Linked DNA regions of Homo sapiens: region 2 is linked to region 1. The links are chromatin contacts, found by Hi-C or POLR2A ChIA-PET in ENCODE. All regions are on one chromosome and are shown on one strand. The core of a region is the stretch at or near the end of the contact, and the rest is flanking DNA. Distances in the headings are between cores, read along the strand shown. Region 1 overlaps DYM (dymeclin). Region 2 overlaps CTIF (cap binding complex dependent translation initiation factor).

Region 1 (3,583 bases), core at 920-3,419:
GTCTTTCAGTTATACCTGCCGCCACTTGCGGAGATATGTTTATGTGTTGGACAAACTGTATTTCCCCCACTCTCACTGTTCTACGCTTCAGCATTGCTTCTCGACCCTCAGTGACAATGGAGAGGAACTCTTGTCTTTAACTTGCTCTCACATTCTCAGATCCTATGCTTCCAGGTTATTAACCTCTGCTGTCCATTTACTGCATGCTGCATGTTGTATATGACTGACAATTGCATGTTTTAATAAGACATGTGTCAATTAAATTATTAAAGAGAACATTTATATTTGAAATGGTACTAAATAATTTTTTTAAAATAATAGCTGGATTTTGTTTCCTTACAAATGTCTTCTTAAGTAATTTATATTATGTTTCACGGGAGAGAGGAAAGCTTTCAACCACAGAGTTGTCTATATAAACTTGCCAGAACTATTCTATACCGCATTCCATTTGGGAATCTTTTGATTTATAGTAGTTGGAGTGCTCTGATGTTTTATATGAAATAGACTCTACAGTTACTATGACCTTTGAGTTCTCCTTCATGCAAGCACACCTGAGAGCTAGCTGTAGGATTTCACCTATGTTCCGATAGAGGTGCATTCAGTTGAGCAGGTTGATTTTATAGGAAGGCAGAAATTATACTATTGGGGTTTTGTATTTTGTACTCATTTTATTTACATACAGAGTGGCTATAAAATCATATAAAATCAGCAGGTTGCAATGTGTCATGGATGAATGTAGATTAAACATAATGGGGGTCAGTGGAGTAAGAAAGAGACAAGCTGTCAATCTCGAATATCAGAGAAAATCAACACCTGCTGTTTTGTGTTTATCGTGCACCAAAATAGAGGGGCAGTATGACATTACCACTTTGTGCTTTGCAGTTAACATTTTTAACACGTTTTTTTTTTTCTAAGTAAGAGATGACTTATACCAGCACTATACTGTTAGCTAGATATGGTGATTTAAGGCAATAACTTCACTGCCAGATGATTTAGATGAAGAAGGAGAAAACTCCATGACAACCTTAACCAGAAATTAGCAAACATTTAGAATTTAAAATAGACCTTTTCAGATGATGAAACATATAAAACTTGAGACTATACATAATATCTAAGTGAAAATACTTGATTGCTAGGAAAGGAAAGCAGTCTGGTGTGTAAGTTGACAGAGACTTTTCTTGGAAGCAGAAAGATTTTATAGACTCGTGATGATGTTGATCAGCCTCACATCGAGTCATTGTAGATACTTTTGAGAAATAAAAAACTGAGGGTTAGAAAAGTAGGTGAAAATAATAGAATTAACTGTTACGTATGTAATGTTAGAAGAATTTATCAAATTTAGCAGACTAAACCCAGTGACTTTCCACTGGCTTATGGAAAGTGAGGGAATATCAGGTAAGTTGCATGATACTCTCAGGAATTGGAGACAGAGTGTGTCTGGTTTCAAGGAATGAGGAGAACTGCTGCTGATCATTGAACTTCTGAAATGTGCAGGATAATTGACGTCTTTTTCTTTTTAATTTTTTTTTTTTTTTTTTTTTTGAGATGGAGTCTTGCTCTGTCACCCAGGCTAGGCTGCAGTGACTCAATCTCTGCTCACTGCAACCTCTGCCTCCCTGGCCCAAGCAGTTCTCCCACCTCAGCCTCCCGAGTAGCTGGGATTACAGGTGTGCACCACCACGCCTGGCTAATTTTTATATTTTTAGAAGAGACAGTGTTTCACCATGTTGGCCAGGCTAGTCTTGAACTCCTGACCTCAAGTGATCTGCCCTCCTCGGCCTCCCAAAGTGTTGGAATTACAGGTGTGAGCCACTACACCCGGTCGACCTTACTCTTATTTACTAGTGTATCATCGGACTCTCCACAAAACCAATAGGAGATTTTATATGTAAGTGGAGAGAGAGAGAGATGGAGACAGAGCTATTTTGGGCTTTGGCTATTGCAGGGGCTTGCAAGTCTGAAATCTGTAGGGCAGGTTGGCAGCCTGGAAATTCAGGTAAGCCTTGATATTGCAGTCTCAAATTCTAAATGCACAGGGCAGGCCGTCAGACAAGTGACTCAGGCAGGATTTTTATGCTGTGGTCTTCAGACAGAATTCCTTCTTCCTCAGGAAACCTCAGTCTTTATAATAGCTTCAGCTGATTGGGTGAGTCCTATTCATGTTATAAAAGGTACTCTGCTTTCCTTAACATTCCATAAATGTTAATCACATCTGCAAATACCTTCACAGCAACATCTAGACTAGTGTTTGACCCAACAACTGGGCACAATAGTTTAGCCAGGTTTACACATAAAACATCATCACACTATGCTTCTCTTCTGTGTTCTTTGTTACCACGTATCTGTTCCATGTGTTTTTCTTTGTATATATCCTATCCTGTCATATCTCTCCTATGGTTTTGTGGAAACTATAAGCCTTCTGGGGGTAAACACTATATCTTGTTCATTGTTATACATCGTATAGCATATCATGCCTGGCGCATTGTTAACCCTCATTAATACAGCTGGCAGCAGATTTTAGCATTCGTCATGTGTGCCAGAGGCCCCTGTCTTTTTTCTCCTGGAGTCACACTCCTCACCTAGCAGGAGCAGACAGGAGACAGAAATACATGTTCAGCTGGGAAAATAAAAGAAAATGAAAGAAAAAGGAGAAGGAAGACAAAGTAGGGAAAAACAAAAGTTTAAAAATGAGGAGAAAGATGGAGACACCATGTGGTGAAAGCAGTGTCCAATTCCTGAGCCTCCTTCCCCTGATGCCCAGCAGAGTTCAGCCAACACTCAGTTTCTGAGTCAGTGTAGAATTTATTCTGCATTTTCTGTTTCCTCTTTCAACACCTTTCCTGGAACCCCCTCCTTCCTTACCCACTTGGGTTTCTCAGTACTCTCAGCTGGGGTTTACAGTATGAAGCCTCCAGGGGGTATTTTTTCAATATCAAGCCCTCCTGAGGCCCTGCCCATTTTTTTCTGAACAACAGAGAAGAAATACAGTGTTAATATAGTGTAGTGGCTAGGGGCATGGGCTCTGGAGTTAAGGCTTCCTCCCCATACCCCCAACCAACTTTCACTCCTTGCCTTACCACTTGCAGTCTGGGACAGGACAGAGGACACTGTTCTATTCAGGACAGACCTGAATAGATTTGCATAAAAGGAATTACCTCGCCATCTTCTCTTGCCGTGTTCCTTTGCAGGTGACAAACATTTTGCATACACAGTGACACATGGCCAGGTGGAGTGTAGTCCCTGCAGGTGAGAGATTTTCTTCAACAGAACTACATTATATAGAGAGACAAACCAAGCCAAATATCTGAATGGAGCAATCATGGACTTACTTAACAAAATCAAATAGCTTTCTGTTATGCGGAATTTAAAAATGTAACTCAGTTTCTAGAGAGAAATATAAGCTTATTTCTTAAAAAAGAACTTTACCAGCTGGGCGCGGTGGCTAATGCCTGTAATACCAGCACTTTGGGAGGCCAAGATGGGCAGATCATAAGGTCAGGAGATCGAGACCATCCTGGCTAACACAGTGAAACCCTGTCTCTACTAAAAATACAAAAAATTAGCCAGGAGTGGTGGCACACGC
Region 2 (3,723 bases), core at 397-2,896, 490 kb after region 1:
TTTTTTTTTTTCAAAATGGAAAAAAGACATCCACAATTCACTAGACGCAGCCCATGGCATCAGGAGCAGAGTCTGCAGGTGACCACTCTGAAGGGGCCTCCTTCCCTGCTAGCCCAGGCTCTGCCCCCTCTGACAGTGTGGGTAGGGCTTTAAAAGTGGATCCAGGGGAAGGAACAATTGATCCTAGCGGCCCGCCCCTGGAGGGAATGCAGGGCAAGGCTTTCCGGGTTTGCTGCCACAATCACAGGACAAAAGCTCCCCGCTCACTGCAGACACCTGTGCTCCACACTTACCTTGAAAGCCTTCCTGAGCACCTAGGACCCCCTCTGACCTGCAGAGTGGGCCAACACTAAGACCGTGTTTCTAGGTGCTTTATTAGAATCAGCTCCTTTCAGCTCCCTGACTAGTGAACCCATTTTGTAGAAGAAGGGACAGGGCTTTCAAAAGTGATGTAATTGGCAAGATCATAGGGTGAGTGAGGAGAGGAGGTGGGATTCCCATCCAGCTCCTAATTCCAGGGCATGTCCCTAAACTGCTATATAATTCAGCTTGCTAACAGCCTCAGACTTAAACAAGTGGAAAATAAAAGCAGTAAGGCACACAAAAACCCCTGAGAGTGCAGCTGGAACTGGGATGGGACACAGACTTTGATGAAGCCTAGGACTTTAGGTCCCAGTCTGAAAATCCCTGCTCCAGGCTGTGGGAAATTGCATGCTCCTAGCTTCAGCAGCACGCTCATGCTGCCTGGAGTTTGCAGCTATCGGACACCAACTCCAGCCACTTTGCAGGAAGATGGAAAGCCACAGACTCCTCTCCATTCCAAGGAGAGCCACCAAGCCACCAGAGGGATACAGCTGGCCCCTTCCCTTCATATGGTGGGGGGAGATCAGAGGCATGGCACAGATGCTGGCTGTGCCCTTTGTCCACCAAATCTGATTCTGGTCACTTCTCCCTTTGCCACCATGCGTGCCCAGGAAATGCAAGCCCCTCCCAGTGTAGTTTAAGCCCAGAATATTAGGAAGGTGAACCTGCTGCACACAAGTATGGACTTCCAAGGTCAAATATGCAGGTTTGACACTTAGCAAGGCTACTACTATGGGTCATTAGCTGGGAAGGTTAGGGGTCACCTGATAATATTCTGCAGCGGCTCTTTGGGTGGCAGAATCCCACGATTTCCCAAAACAGACTCAGGAGACCCCTGCTTTTAGACAAAAAGGTCCTTAAACTATATGGCTGCCTGCTTTCCTCCTGAAAGTCCCCATCACCTGAGGACTCCACGACAGCTCCAGGCTGTGAGTGAGTAACGGATTCTACCGCATCTAGAAGAGGAATTAGAGCGGGGCGCCCCGACGAGCACACGCTCTGTGTTCAGGCATGGCTGCTGCTCTGACTTGCACAGTGTTGCCCCAAATGGTCAAGATGTTTGCTCCATAAGTCTGTCTTCGGTCTAGCTGAAAACTCTGTTCTTCCATCCAAGCTGACTTCCTCTAGTCTGGGTCCCTGTGGACATGGAGGCAGCGGCCCCTCATCTCTCCGTATAAATCTTTCATGAGTTTCACGGCACGATGTTCCTTCCCTCCGGCCTCCTCTTCCCTGGCCCCAGCCCTCCAGCACTCCTCACAGGACATACTTTCCACCCCTTTAATCATCTTTATTGCCTCACTTTGGACCCTGGCCCGTCCACATCCTTTGGGAGGTGTGCTGACCTAACCCGGACATTGGTGAATGTGAGCGCAGCTCAGCGGAAGCTCGGCTTCCCAGCCGTTGCATGCCGCGCTCCTCTTCCTACATCCCTGGGTCACGCTGCTGCTTTCCGGAGGCCTGCCACTGTCCAGGGTCTTCCTGCTGAGTGAGGTGACCTGGCCCAGAAATGGACATGCAGGCTGACCTGGATGCTGGGTGGCAGCCTGCCATTGCCTGGGCGCAGAGAGGTGGGGCAGAGGGTGACTTCTCATCAGGAAGCTCGGGGACTCTCCACACCTCCCAGACACACACTCTGGGTCTTCCCTGCCATCAGAGACTACAGGGCCAGAGGCAGAGGACATAAAGCCTTTGCTCTCTCTGACACCTCCCAGGCCCCTGTGAACCCTATTCCTCCTTGAGGGGTGCTGCCTCCTTCTTCCCTCTACCAGGAACCCAGAAACCAGGAATTTGCCTCTGTGATGCTGCACAGCAAAAAGGCAGCACACACGATGCGATAAACTGTACTCTGGTCAAGGCAGGAACAGGCCTGGGTCCACCTCTTCCTGCTCAGTGTTCCTTTTTGATGCCTGGTGCTTCTACAGAAAGTGTCTGGTGGTTCTGATTTCTAAGCCAGGACACTGCCTTCTTCCCAAGCTACTTATACATTTGCCATCCTCTGTGAATGTGTTCAGATCCACTTAATCCACCAGTGGATGACAAAGCAGTCTGGGCACCCAGGCCTACATCCACCCTGAGAGTTGCAGTCACCACCTAATAATCCCTATTCAGGGTGTGCATGCGTAGGGAAGGATCAGAGACCCTGGTCTCAGCCTAAGGAGGTGGCCAGCCAGCCTGAGCACAGGCGCCGCTAGGGTTCTGAGCAAGGCATGTCCACCGGCTGTTTCTTGGCCCTCAGAGAACATTCTCTGTTCATTAAAGGTAGAACCAAAAGCCGTCATCTTTATCTAAGAATATATTCCCTATAGAGGAACACCTCATTTTAATTCCTGAGGCATAAGCCTTTTTGTTCGTTCTTTTTTTGGTATTTCCATCCAGAAATAATTTATGCATGTTCAAGCAAAAAATATACTCTAACTCCCCCTTTTGCATAAATGACCACACATAAGAAACATTACTCTGCACCTGAATTTTTTCCACTTAAAATATATCTTGAAGATCTCCCCTTATAAGAAAGCCTTTTTGAAAATAAATGCACACATTCCCAGGATGCTCAATTTCAGCTGCATGTTCTTATCCAGGGCTACCTCATTGCCCCTTTCCTGGCCCCATTGTCACTCGGGAGTCTGAGCTCCACAGGAGATCTCGGTTTCTGCCTTAGTTTAAGTGGGTTCCCCCAGGAATTTGGGAGCAGTAGCATGTGCCATTGCTGATCTGTGTGTTGCCTGTGACAGCAGAGCCAGCACGCATGAGGGACAACCCCCAATGACCAGGGAGGAGGAAAACAGATACTCTTGCACTTGTGAGCTCCAGGAGCCTCCTGGAGGCCATGTCTCAAAACACACAGCCAGCCAGTCCTATTTTCTGAGGACCACTATTGTTGCTTTGAGGTCAGCGGAAACAGCATTTTTCCTCCTGAACTGCAAAGCCTGGTCACTGCCTGACCCCCAGGAAGAGGCAGTGGTGATGGTGGGCTCTCAGCCAAACGCCTGAAGGGAGCCAATCCCTAGGCCAACAAGAGAAGTGGAGCCGCCACTCTGCCCCTGGGGAATCCCCAGCCAGTAACCAACCCACGATGCCACCAACCCCATCTCATCAGGATCAGCTGGTGACTGGGAAAAGCGAAATGCAGGCCAAAGCTGACGTCGCTACAGATGGCAGAAGCAGGAAAGGAAAACCCAAAGCTCACGACGAAGTCTCTCCTACCTTCGATCATTTCTCCTCCTGCGGAACAGCTTCTTGGTGTGTGCGATCTCCACTTCATGGGGCATCGGGTGGTAGCCCTGTGTCATGGGGGGAGGAAGGGGGATCATTAGTAACTCCTGAAAGAGAGCAAAGCACCTCTGGGACTGCACTAAGTAC

Evidence for each region. Hi-C counts contacts between places; a loop is a spot of excess contacts on that map. ChIA-PET counts read pairs that join two places held with the same protein, here RNA polymerase II (POLR2A). Pooled maps may share reads with other maps.
Region 2: a pooled map shows a loop between it and region 1 (2.2-fold over the local background). The contact joins two enhancer-like sites. A Hi-C loop is called at or near these places in 2 of 50 pooled maps. POLR2A ChIA-PET finds 5 or more read pairs at or near these places in 2 of 52 experiments (activated B cell and activated CD4-positive, alpha-beta T cell).

What each region holds. Positions count from the first base shown.
Region 1 is chr18:49,206,142-49,209,724 of GRCh38, reverse strand. It overlaps DYM (dymeclin), which reads left to right. Exons shown (of 18, transcript NM_001353214.3): 14 at 10-174. Among named protein-coding and RNA genes, the nearest start is that of MIR4744, 160 kb to the right of the region's middle. Within about 2 kb of position 2,169, at least 3 of the 41 ENCODE cell types and tissues checked have a DNase peak (open chromatin) inside an H3K27ac peak, as active enhancers do.
Region 2 is chr18:48,711,540-48,715,262 of GRCh38, reverse strand. CTIF (cap binding complex dependent translation initiation factor) reads right to left here. Exons shown (of 12, transcript NM_014772.3): 7 at 3,568-3,644. Among named protein-coding and RNA genes, the nearest start is that of MIR4743, 43 kb to the right of the region's middle. Within about 2 kb of position 1,646, at least 8 of the 41 ENCODE cell types and tissues checked have a DNase peak (open chromatin) inside an H3K27ac peak, as active enhancers do.